Linked DNA regions of Homo sapiens: region 1 is linked to region 2. The links are chromatin contacts, found by Hi-C or POLR2A ChIA-PET in ENCODE. All regions are on one chromosome and are shown on one strand. Each heading gives the region's core, a stretch centred on a gene start or an enhancer-like site at or near the end of the contact. The rest is flanking DNA. Distances are from core to core; before and after follow the strand shown.

The links. A loop is a pair of places that touch in the nucleus more often than their neighbours do. ChIA-PET counts read pairs that join two places held with the same protein, here RNA polymerase II (POLR2A). Pooled maps may share reads with other maps.
Region 1: a map of gastrocnemius medialis shows a loop between it and region 2 (2.9-fold over the local background). The contact joins two enhancer-like sites. A Hi-C loop is called at or near these places in 8 of 168 maps with a recorded cell type or tissue (HL-60/S4, Ramos, cardiac septum and 5 more), 2 of 37 single-sample maps with no recorded cell type and 13 of 50 pooled maps. POLR2A ChIA-PET finds 5 or more read pairs at or near these places in 2 of 52 experiments (activated CD4-positive, alpha-beta T cell and activated naive CD4-positive, alpha-beta T cell).

The regions. Positions count from the first base shown.
Region 1 is chr22:35,626,254-35,629,453 of GRCh38, forward strand. LOC284912 (a long non-coding RNA gene) reads right to left here. Exons shown (of 4, transcript XR_001755514.1): 4 at 1,323-1,406. Among named protein-coding and RNA genes, the nearest start is that of MB, 11 kb to the left of the region's middle. Within about 2 kb of position 1,523, at least 36 of the 41 ENCODE cell types and tissues checked have a DNase peak (open chromatin) inside an H3K27ac peak, as active enhancers do; they include gastrocnemius medialis and psoas muscle, where a contact is called at or near this core.
Region 2 is chr22:35,684,256-35,687,606 of GRCh38, forward strand. No RefSeq gene overlaps it. Among named protein-coding and RNA genes, the nearest start is that of APOL5, 32 kb to the right of the region's middle. Within about 2 kb of position 1,741, at least 3 of the 41 ENCODE cell types and tissues checked have a DNase peak (open chromatin) inside an H3K27ac peak, as active enhancers do; they include gastrocnemius medialis and psoas muscle, where a contact is called at or near this core.

The sequences.
Region 1 (3,200 bases), core at 273-2,772, 58 kb before region 2:
GGGTTTCCGAGCAAGGGAGAGCCATGGTCTGATTTGCTGTCCTAGAAACATCACACTAATTGCAGATGTGATTAACATAATGGAGGGGACACGTCTGGAGCCAGGAGGCATTTCTCCCTAACATTTTATTATAAAAATTTTCATACATGCAGCAAAGTGGGAAGAATCTCACACTGAAAACCACCTAAACTCTACCACTGGCATTTTACTAAATGAATTTAATCATGCTTCTCTCTCCCTCTACGCACCCATCCATTCTTCTTGTTTTGTGGCATTTTAAATTGCAGACATCTATCTGATTCCCTGCAGAAACTCCACAATACATGACATGAACAAGAGTTCAAAATTTCTTTGCATTTTCTGTTTTGCTGTAAGATGTAAAATTTACATTTAATTGCACATGTCTTAAATATACATTTGCTGAGATTTGACAACTACACTCACTTGTGTAGCTCAAACTGTATTAAGTTAGAGAACATTGTCATCACCCAAAGTTCCTGCACGCCCCTCCCCAGTCAATCCTGGCCCCCTCACCTGCCAGAGACAACCACTGTCCTGATTTTTTTTTTTTGAGGCGGAGTCTCAATCTGTCACCCAGGCTGGAGTACAGTGGTGTGATCTTGGCTCACTGCAACCTCTGCCTCCCGGGTTCAAGCAATTCTCCTACCTCAGCCTCCGGAGTAGCTGGGACTACAGACACATACCGCCACACCCAGGCTAATTTTTTATTTTTATTTTTAGTAGAGACGGGGTTTCGCCATGTTGGCCAGACTGGTCTCAAACTCCTGACCTCAGGTGATCCGCCTGCCTCGGCCTCCCAAAGTGCTGGGATTACAGGCATGAGCTACTGTACCTGACCTTACTTCTTTTAAAACCACAGATTGGTTTGGGGAAGGCAGACATTTGAAAGCCTGTTGGGGGGCCATGTACTGAGTGGGGTGGGGTTCGGAGCTGAAGGAGAGGCAGGGCAGAGGGAGACAGGATTTCCAGGGCTTCCCTGCAGGTTGAACTTGGAGGCTGGAGAGAGTCATTTAACCAGAGTGCCCGTCATCTGCTGCCAGGAGTTGAGTTTCTCGCTGAGTGACCGGGCAGATGGTGGCGCCATTTACTAAGGTGGGGTACCCAGGACGAGGACGGGCCGGGGGTGGGTGGAGACCAGTTTCCTTTGGGACACGTAGCATCGGGTGTTCAAGGGGCATGTGCCTGGCAGTTGTAGGGATACACAGCCATCCCCAGGGCAGCTCCTTTCTTCTGACCCCTGTGGAGGTGTGAGCTGTCCTCTGGTGAGGTGGTGCCAGGGAGCGGTCGCCAGGTTTGTCCACCTCCTTCTTGGCCAGCCGGCACCAGCGTGTATCGGGCTCCCTTCACCAGGAAGGGGAGGTGCTCTCCTCGGTCTACCCTGAAGGCTGCACAAGGGGCGTAGAGAGGGCATGGGTGTGGTTACTTCTGGGTGGCAGGACATGGGAAAGGAGACCTTACTCCTTAGGGGAAGCTGGGGAGCTCAGGCGCCCGTCTGGGCAGTCTCCAGGCCAGGTCCTCTCCTTCCTTGTTCCCTCCCCAGCATTCTGCAGCCACACACATTCTCTCTCCCCAGGCACCGCCCATCCCTGTCCCAACACCTCCCACCATTCCCTTGAAAAACAATCAAACCCCAGCTCCCCCAGGAAGGAGGCGTCAGAGTCAGCTCTGCTCCAGGGAGGGCCCCCCAGGGAGGGGGCAGGAGAAGCAGAGAGGGAAAATGAAACCACGGTCACCCTGGGCTGCAATTAGGTTTTCTCTGGTCTCTCTCAAATCAAACACAACCCACAGCAGAGCCATTTCTTCCTTAAAAGCCCATTTGTGGTTCATGCCTGTAATCCCAGCACTTTGGGAGGCCGAGGCGGGTGGATCACGAGGTCAGGAGATTGAAACCATCCTGGCTAACACAGTGAAAACCCATCTCTACTAAAAATACAAAAAAAAAAAAAAAAAAAATTAGCCGGGTGTGGTGGCGGGTGCCTGTAGTCTCAGCTACTTGGGAGGCTGAGGCAGGAGAATTGCTTGAACCTGGAAGGCGGAGGTTGCAGTGAGCCAAGATCACACCACTGCACTCCAGCCTGGGCAAGAAAGCAAGACTCTGTCTCAAAAAAAAAAAAAAAAAAAAAAAAAAGAAAGAAAAAAGAAAAAAAAAAGCCCATTTGGTCCTCAGGAGATATTGCTATTCTTCCCATTAGCGTGAGTTGGACTCATTTCTTGGGAATCAATGCCCCATCCTTATTCTGCTAACACAGGATTGGGTTCCCCTTCCAGAGTTGCATCACAAAACATCCTGAATTTATCTGGCAATTTGGAGAAGCCTCAGTTTACCCCATCGGGCTGAGGGTTACAGTCTAAGCTATAGGAAGTGCCAGCGTAGAGGAGGCAGCAGACGTCACCTGGGGAGGATGTGAGGGAGGAAGAGAAGGACCCTTGCGGGGGTCAGCAGCATTTCAGAATTGGGAAGAAGAAGAGGAGGTGGGGAAGAAAACTTCCTAGAGGGGACGACAGGGTCAGGCCTGCATTTGAAGGGTGGATGAGAAGAAAGCCTCATGGGAGATGAGGAGGACTACTAAGGGCTTCTTATGTACCAGGCTTGGGTGAGGGCAGAAATACAAATATGGCTGCCTACACTGGTGTGTTAGCATACTAGCTGCTGTAACAAACAGCCCCCAAATCTCATGATGTGTCCTTAGCCATGGCTCAAAAGATTTCGTTCTCATTTATCTCCCAGTCCAATGTAAGCTGAGAAGAGGGCTCTCCTGCACCCAGTGATTCAGGCACTCAGGCTCCCTCCCCAAGGACTTCCAAAACCCCCATCCCTCTGCATCCAGCAGGCAAACCGCTGGAGAAAGAAATGAGGGTGGGCTGGGCAAGGTGGCTCACGCCTGAAATCTCAGCACTTTGGGAGGCAGAGGTGGGTGGATCACTGGAAGCCAGGAGTTCGAGACCAACCTGGCCAACATGGTGAAATCCTGTCTCTACTACAAATACAAAAATAAGCCTGACATCATGGTGGGCGCCTGTAATCCCAGCTACTCGGGAGGCTGAGGCAGGAGAATCACCTGAACTCGGGAGGCGGAGGTTGCAGTGAGCCGAGGTCACGCCGCTGTACTCCAGCCTGGGCAACAAGAGTGAAACTCCATCTCCCAAAAAAAAAAAAAAAAAAAGGGTGGAGGATCTTG
Region 2 (3,351 bases), core at 491-2,990:
ATGTGGGCTAAAAGGGGTTTATAAATATTATTTTCTGTTACTTTGTTTTGTTTATTTAAGTGTGTGTGTGTGTGTGTGTGTGTGTGTGTGTACTTGCTGATGTTGGGTAGTCAAAGGCTTTGTAGACTTTGGTGATTCTTTTTGCCCAGTAAACACTTTTCCTCCATTTGGGGGCGCTCCCTGCTCTATAGCTCTTGGTGGGATGTGGCAATAGCCTCTGACTACAGAAATCAGATACTCATTCCCAGCCTCTCTTGATGCAGAGATGCAGCCAAACAGATGTACCCATATTAGACTTCAAATCATGAGCTCCCTCCAGAATCTATTCTGGGGATAATGGCAGCAGTTACATCCTGTTTCCAGAGCCAACAGCATAAGAGGCTGTAGTCGTGTATCCAGCATTGGTCACGTTGGTGACAATGGTGCTGAAGTCAGAGCTGTCTGTGCCTACCAGTGCTTCCCACTAAACCACTTTTCAGTGTGATTTTGGGTGCTGTTCCTGAGGGTGTTTCTTCTGGACACAGATTGTATATAGGCCATTTTTCCTTCTCTCCTAGAGAGCTTCTGAGATACCTAATATTTGGTAATACATTGCTTTTCTGATTAAGCTAGTTTGGGTTCACTTTGTTAGCAGCTAGGAATGCTGACTGGTTCAGGAATGAATTAGGTCATAAAATGAAAAGTCCAGCAATGTCCCTGCTTCAGGTAAGGTTGGTTCTAGGTGCTCAACTATATACTAGGACTTTTTTTTTTTTTTGAGACAGAGTCTCACTCTGTTGCCCAGGCTGGAGTGCAATGGTTCAGTCTCAGCTCATTGCAACCTCCACCTCCCAGGTTCAAGTGATTCCTGCCTCAGCCTCCCAAGTAGCTGGGATTACAGGCAAGTGCCACCACACCCCACTAATTTTGTACTTTTAGTAGAGATGGGGTTTCACTATATTGGCCAGACAGGCCTTGAACTCCTGACCTCAAGCGATCCGCCCCCACCTTGGCCTCCCAAAGTGCTAGGATCACAGTCATGAGCCACCGTGCCTGGCCTAGGACTCCTGTCTCTCTCAGGTCTGCTTTCCTCCACGTGGGTTTCTTTCCCAGGAATGACCTTTGTACAACATGGAAAAGATGACCATCAGAGATCTAGATTTGCCTTGTCCTTTAACTAGCAGCCCCAGAGGGAAGGGCGTCCATCTTTCCTACCTATTTCTCCCACAGAAGTCCTGGGAATGGCTCTGCCCAAAGCACCAGCATGGCAGAGGTTCTGCAGTTAGTGTCTGAGAGCCTTAGTGTTTCAGCAATTTTTTTCACAGCTTCCCTAGGTCACAGAAATACTGAACAGTTCAATTACCAAGTGGCTAGGTCCAAATGGTTTGTGAACCTCTGCAATCCACTCATGGGATAGGCCGGCTGAGTCAGGCACCCACCTCTGCAAAGGAGGTGCACCCACACTTCCAGGAAGAAAATTATGATGGGCAAAGTATAAAAGATATCCACCATTCCTCTGTCCTGATGGAACAGCCTTGGCAGGCCTGTGTCTGGTAGATATAAACAGAGTGTGCGCGTGTGATAGGTAGCATATGATCAGCAGAAGAGCTGGCCTGGGTCTGGGGCTCTGTGGAGCGCATCTGGTTTATTTATAGGTTGCTCGTAACCCAACCTGGATCCTATTAAGTAACCTGTAAAAACAAGCCACACCACCGAACATGGAGGTCCAATGCCGATTCATGACCCTGAGAGCTCCATCCTGAGGGGGCGGGCCCGGAACGTGAGTACTGCATTTGGAATGAGGGATGCGGAACCGTGGGAAGGGACAAATCAGTTGCATTTATCTTTCCTTTTTTGCCCAAAAACCCAATAAACACACCTCTTCCTTGTTTAGTTCCTGTGCTCTGAGGGTGAATTGCAGCATGTCTAGAATGAAACTGAGCGGTTGTACTAAACTTGCTGCCTGGCACTGATGTTGCCCAAGGCAGGAAAGCCGGTGAATAGTGTCGCTTTGTAGGCAGGGGGGCAAGGAGGAGTTTGGCGTGGTTTGTACCAACTTGTCAGCATTGTTTATTGATAACAGTAAGACTGATTTTCTCCTGGTGAGACCCCCAGAGAGCTGTGCTGCAGAAGCTAGTTATGTAACAGGAATTTGTGTATGTGACCTGTGAAACATAAAAAACCCCAGCCGAGACTCTCTTTTGGGCCCCTTAGTTCTGTGGTGCTCTGTGCACCTGCCAAGGGTTCTGTATCTGAAAGAGGAAGTGCATTTTGCCATGACCATACAGTAGAGAGGACAATAGAAACCCAAACCGGCCCTGCCAGACCCCTTGCTGTGAGCTGGCCATAGCTGTGATGCACATCTTCTTCTTTTTTTTTTCTTTGGTCTCTGTTGCACAGTGGAGTCCAGTGGCATGATCATATCTCATTGACGCCTCCAACTCTTAGGTTTAAGCGTCCTCCCACCTCAGCCTCCTGGGTAGCTAGGACTACAGGGGTGTGCCACCACACCTAGTTTTTGTTTGTTTGTTTGTTTTGTTTTGTTTTGTTTTTCTTGAGACAGAGTCTTCCTCTGTCACCCAGGCTGGAGTGCAATGGCATGATCTCAGCTCACGGAAACCTCTGCCGCCTGGGTTCAAGCAATTCTCCTGCCTCAGCCTCCCAAGTAGCTGGGATTGCAGGTGTGCACCACCACACCCAGCTAATTTTTTGTATTCTTAGTAGAGATGGGGTTTCATCACGTATGCCAGGCTGGTCTCAAACTCCTGACCTCAGGTGATCCACCTGCCTCAGCCTCCTAAAGTGCTGGGATTACAGGCGTGAGCCACTGCACTCAGCCCAGGCCTAGTTAATTTTTAAATTTTTTGTAGCAATGGGAATCTCATTCTGTTGCTCAGGCTGGTCTCGAACTCCTGGTCTCAAGCAATCCTCCCACCTCAGCTCCCCAAAGTGCTGAGATTACAGGTATGCACCACCATGCCCTGCACACATCCTGACTTTAATGTTAGCTGTAGAGTGCTCCTTTCTCTTCAAGAATCTATAGATTTGTAAGCACTGTCATTTGGAGCCCTATAAATCATTAGCAATAAATCCTGTAACTGGCACTCTTAGTGCAGTCCCTAAGGTTAAAATGACTCGATTCTGTCTAATTGGGCTGAGAAGGACATAGATGTGTTAGTCTCTAGTTTCTCAAGCTAATCCACATGCCATTCTGCTGATAGAGGATTCGCATTCAAAATATCTATAGATATTGCCAGATTCTCATGTCTATCAGTAACGTGTGGACAGGCCTTTTGCACTACACTGTCATCAAAATTCGAGGTGCTCAATCATTTGCATTTTTGCCGTCTGAGAGGTGAAACATTTGATGTC